2 separate regions of the Mus musculus genome follow, and region 1 is linked to region 2. A link is a contact called in ENCODE Hi-C or POLR2A ChIA-PET data. All regions are on one chromosome and are shown on one strand. Each heading gives the region's core, a stretch centred on a gene start or an enhancer-like site at or near the end of the contact. The rest is flanking DNA. Distances are from core to core; before and after follow the strand shown.

The links. Hi-C counts contacts between places; a loop is a spot of excess contacts on that map. ChIA-PET counts read pairs that join two places held with the same protein, here RNA polymerase II (POLR2A).
Region 1: POLR2A ChIA-PET joins it to region 2 with 24 read pairs in embryonic stem cell. The contact joins the enhancer-like site here to the promoter of Peak1 in region 2. A Hi-C loop is called at or near these places in 1 of 37 maps with a recorded cell type or tissue (gastrocnemius). POLR2A ChIA-PET finds 5 or more read pairs at or near these places in 4 of 5 experiments (Patski and embryonic stem cell).

What each region holds. Positions count from the first base shown.
Region 1 is chr9:56,532,629-56,535,328 of GRCm38, reverse strand. No RefSeq gene overlaps it. Among named protein-coding and RNA genes, the nearest start is that of Gm31529, 46 kb to the left of the region's middle. Within about 2 kb of position 1,293, at least 1 of the 3 ENCODE cell types and tissues checked has a DNase peak (open chromatin) inside an H3K27ac peak, as active enhancers do.
Region 2 is chr9:56,416,632-56,419,331 of GRCm38, reverse strand. Peak1 (pseudopodium-enriched atypical kinase 1) reads left to right here and starts at 1,282. Exons shown (of 7, transcript NM_172924.3): 1 at 1,282-1,391. It overlaps Hmg20a (high mobility group 20A), which reads right to left and starts at 713. Exons shown (of 10, transcript NM_025812.3): 1 at 401-713.

The sequences.
Region 1 (2,700 bases), core at 44-2,543, 120 kb before region 2:
ACAAGGGGACAAATCTTGCTGGGGACAGTGACAGAAACACCCCCCACCCCCTCCCCATTTATTTGTCATTGGCCAGAAAGAAAGAAAGAAAGAAAGAAAGAAAGAAAGAAAGAAAGAAAGAAAGAAAGAAAGGAAGGAAGAAAGAAAGGAAGGAAGGAAGGAAGAAAGCAAGCCGTTAAACTGTGGGTGTGGACTGACTGGGAAGATTGATAAATTAAGGCCCCTCCCACCATTCACAAAGCCGGTCATGTGAGGACCTGTTATTTCCTTTGTCCTGTAGATGGTTAAAAATCTGGGCAGTCCCTATGAAGACCCGTGATTGGGTGGGTCTTGCAATGTGGGGCCACCAGCCAGACCACCCACACCCAGCTTTTCCTAGAGAGCACAGACACTCAATACCCCTGTTGGCTGCTGCTCCCTACGTCTCTCCAGAGAAGTCAGGATTCTGGCCCCTCTCAGCCGCAGTTTGGGCAAGTGGATGGCATAGCTCCCCCTGTCGGTCAGATCAAGGGTGTTAGGAGCCCATTTCACAGATGAAGATGGAGAACTGGCATGGCTTTCTAGCGGCGGCTCTATTGGCCAGCAGTGGACTTCAAAGCCAAGGTTGATTCCCAGCTGAGTGCAACCGAGCTGGCTTGTGGAGGAGCCTGGGGGCCTCTCATCACTGGGTCAGGTGCTTCTGGGCTAAAGGAGCGCAGGCAGAACAGGCCAGAGTGGAGAAAGGCCACGCCCCTTTCTGCTCACTCTTCCTACTTCAGTCCAGAGAGAAATCCTGGAAAACTTGAGGCCCAGGGTCTCCGAAGTCTACCCCAGCTCAGGGAAGCCCAGAGGAACAAGGGACTTGAGGTACATTGTTAGTCTTGAGTGGGAACCAGGTACCTTGGCCCAGTTTTGTCACTACCACTGGCTAGGAAGGGCCTGGCACAATTAACTGCAGTCTCTGTCTCAGTTTCTCCATCTGTGCAATTCGACATGAAGAGTCCAGACTAGAAGGTTGCTGGCACCCTGGCCACCTGGCTACCCTAGGACAGTGCACTCCAACAGTAGCTGGTGCATTGAGGCAGACCCACAGGAAGTCAAGGGAGGCGCTGTGGCTCCCGGCCTTAAGTTGCAGGGCCCACACAGGCCAGTTCGCACAGTGCCCACAGAAACAAGGCAGAAAGTAAACCGAAAGCCACATCCCCAAGACCTAGAGGCCCTGGGTCCATCATAGAGCTGTTCTGGGAAGGCAGCCCGTCTAGGCTGGCCCTGGGCCCTGAGGGACAGCCATCTGCTTCCTGCCTCTGTCTTCCCACTCAGACCAGAGGACGTGTTCTGTTTCCTACAAAGAAAACACCAGCGGGCACAGCATCGGGAGCCCGTTTGCAGGCTTGCCCTTCCCCATTGTCCTCACTGCTCTCCCCCAGCAAATACTAGGCAGCTGCTGTTTTTTTATGGTCTTTCTATTTATTCATTTGAAACAAACTTTATTATAGTAAGCACTTTCAAAGTAGCGACAGGGTGTATCTTTGTTAGTTCAAGGCCAGCCTAGTTGATATAGCAACTGAGTTCCATGCCACAGGTAGGGTTACATAGTGAGATCCTATCTAAAAAAACAAGACAACAAAAATTTTGATGTTTCTTCCCTTCCCTTCCCTTCCCTTCCCTTCCCTCCCCTCCCCTCCCCTCCCCTCCCCTCCCCTCCCCTCCCCTCCCCTCCCCCCACTTTCCTCTTCTTCTTTCTTCTTCTTCCTCCTCCTCCTCCTCCTCCTCCTCCTCCTCCTCCTCCTCCTCCTTCTCTTCTTTTTCAAAACATGGTTTTCCTGTGTAACAGCCCTGGCCATCCTAGAACTTGCTCTATAGACCAGGCTGGCCTTGAACTCATAGGAATAGACCCTCCTACCTCTCTGTCTTCCAAGTGCTGGGATTAAAGGTGTGTGCCACTATCATCTGCTGTATATAAAACTTATTCTTATTTTATGTTCATCGGTGTTTGGCTGCTTGTGTGTCTGTGTGAGGTGTCAGAAGCTCTGGAGCTGGAGTTACAGCAGGTGTGAGCTGCCACGCGGGTGCTGGGAACTGAGCCTAGAAGAGGATCCTGTGCTCTCAAGCACTCAGCCATCCTTCCAGCTCCTTGGTGGGTTTTTTTGTTTGTTTGTCTAGTTGGTTTGTTTTGTTTTTTATATTTTACTTTTTGAATGTGTGTGTGTTCTATGCACATGCACATGTAGAGTTTGAAGGACAACTTGGGGGAGTTCTCTCCTTCTACCACCTGTTCCCAGGGTTCTAATTCAGGTCATCAGACTTGGGGACAAGTTCCTTTACCCACTGAGACTTCTCACTGGCCCAGTCTTTCTTAGTCTAAGGTCTCCCCCAAGTGAAGAGCTCCATCCTTTATCTCTGGCTTTATCTGCCTTTATTCACCTCCATGTGTGTCTCTCTGTAGCTAAGGTGACTGGAAGCATTTTCCAGGTCAGCCACTCAAAAGCAGAATCTGTGGGCAGTCACAGGGTTCAGAACCCAGGCCTGGAGCGGGAAGGCTGGCCTGGTAAGCACAGGCCAGAGGCAGAGGGTAGCTCTGTGGCCAGGCTCCTCTCTCCATCTCTCTATGCACACCTGTCCAGATGAATAGATTCATATGAAGGATCATGTTGAACTCCCCCATCAACAGGGCTGTCTGGGTTGAGAGTCAGGGGAAAGCAATGTTAAATGGAGAAGACA
Region 2 (2,700 bases), core at 33-2,532:
CAATTTACACACAGAAACAAAATACATAAATTCTGATCGTGGCCTGGTGATTATCATAATTTGGGGAAATAACCGAACTTGTGACGTGAAAATACAACCCCAAGGCTGTAGGAACTCTCTCTGAGAATGGCACAAACCAACACCTTTTCTGGCTCTCATCAACACGGGAAGTGGCTTGGACACCCCCCAAACATCATCCTACCCCCACAGGAAGTGAGTTACAGTTCCCCCTCCCCTATGACAGCATGTCTCCCTTCCCCCAACCGGAAGTGAGGCGCCCCCATTCAGTGGGCCTTAAACCAAGACAAACCAATAACAGCAGCAGCAAAAGAAGGATGATCTTCAAAGGGGGAAGGACATCTCGACTGTTGCCACCCCCATGCTCGTCTTGCTTACTAACCTGCTGACGGCAGGAGCAGGCAGGGGCCTGGGGACTAATGAAAGTCCCTTGCACAGAGGACAATTCCCTCAGCCCCTCGCAATCGCCTTCACTCTTCACTCCGTCGTCTCACAGCTTGACAGAAATTCCTCCGCAGTACTTTATTTTGGTGTCTTTTCTTACTCTTTACCTAATCACTTAGTCACCTCCAGATAGGTAACTTCTTTTAACGTGGTAATACTGAGAATTGTTCCGTTGAGGAGAGACGTGAAATGTTATACCCGATACTTTCAGAGAAATGAAGGGATTATTTTGCCCAATGCGGCGAAGGACTACGTGACCACGCAAGGTGAGACACACTTTCGCGAAGGTTCTTGGGAAATGTAGTTTTCATTTTCATTGCTAAGGCTCTCAAAAAATAGTGGGACTTAAATTTTAATTACTGTATACTGGACTCTTAGAGGATAGTTATTCTGTACTAGACGAATGGCTGACTTAAGGTGATTCGGCCCCGAAAAAAATCCAAATCTGCGCTGTTTCTTTCCACTGGCGTTTAATTGAACCCAAATTCCCCGTCACATGGACTCAAGGTCCCTGCCGCCCCGCCCCCTGGCTTTGGCTCCACCCCTCAGCCAATCAGACTTTCTCTAGCTCGTGTTCTCCGGATATTGGCACTCAGGGAGGCGTGGCCTCTTGTCAACTCCTCCCATGGGGCTGAGAGTAGAGCTCGGAGACCGCCGAGGTTTGGTGCGGGCACGCGCGGGCGAGCGCGCGCGGTCTGAAGAAGTGAAGCGGCAAGGGTGCGCGCGGCGGGGCGGCGTGCAGGGTTGGGAGGAGCGAGCGGACTGGTGGGCTGGGCGGACGGAGAGCGGCCGGGAGCGCGCTGTGGACTCCGCGGCCGCGAGTAGTTAGTTAGTTGTGTCAGTTGCTCGGTGGAGGCGGCCGCGATCACCAGAAAGGGGACGGGACAGGAGGCAATGCTGAATATCGCAACGGCTTGTGCTCCCCTCAGGTAACGGGGGCAGGGTTGCCCACGTACCCTCCGGTCCCTTTCCCACACGCGCTGGCTTATGGGGCCAGGGTCGCCGAGAGGTGAGGACGCGGACCTAGGGGGGATCGGGACTGGGTGGCGCCGCAGGGGCTCGGCAGCCCGTGCGTCCTGCGGGGCGCGGGCTGCAGTGCCCCGGCCACCCACGCGCCCCGCGGGCGCCGCGAGCCCTCTCATGCCCCCCACCGGCCCAGGCCTCGTTACCCTGGCTGCGATGGTCCCGGGAGCGCGGCGCCCCCCAGAGGAGGGAAAGTTGGAACCTGGCGGCTAGGGACTTCCCGGGGCTGGGCTGCGAGGCTCCAGGGGAAAGTGAAGCCTTAGAGGAGCTGGAGATGTGGAGGCTGGGGCAAGAAGGGCTTCTGCCTAGTCTGTATGGTCGCCTCACTCCCAGACTTTGGAGGATCAGGCTCAGCCTTGCCTCAGCAGTCAGGACGGAACCGGTGGCTCTGTGCCTGCTCACTTTACGCTCTGGCCAGGGAGCCCCTAATGTGCGCAGGCTTCCTAGGTTGCTTAGGGGTTTGGGATTTTGAGAGGCTGGGTTAGACATTTGTTTTTCTTTGCCCTTTGGCTTATGGGTTCTTGCCAATTTCCTTTCCTCCTTCGAAGAGGACTACCCATCTGAATTGGGTCCCCTTCTCGTTATCCCCCATCTTATGCTCCATTTGTTGGAGAGCTTGATTTTGTTCTTGGACTTCATTAAGGACTGCTGAGAGCAATATCAAAGAGTAGTCCGCCCTCCAGTCCCCCTCCCCCAGGCCCCATGTCTGCAGTCCAGTTTTTAAGGACCCAAATTGAGGAACCAGAGCTGTGGAATGGAGTTATTGGATGGCTGGTGTTGAAGGATAGAGATGAGTTAGAGGAAAACTATGATTTCATCTTTATTGGCCTTACTATAGAAAACCCAGTACATTTTTCTTTGCCTCTGTTGAATGTGGTAAGAGTACACTCTCAATTAAATACTTGGTGACTTACATAAAAGACTATTTTTAAGCCACTGGATGATGTGCATGAACTGCTTTTTCACCTGAGTCGGAATTGCTTTGAGTATTCTGTTTGGTGGCCTATCTGTTGACTTGATCTTTTTCTTTCTTTCTCTTTCTTTTCTTTCTTTCTCTTTTTTTTTTTCAGCCACACTGTCCTCCCTTTATCTACCTTGGCAAATTAAGTATGTAGTCAAGAGAACACATATTGCTCTCTGCAAAGAGGAAAAAAAAAAAAAAACCCAGAAAGCCCAAACTTGAATTATCCACAAGGGTAAAACTTTCCATGAGCA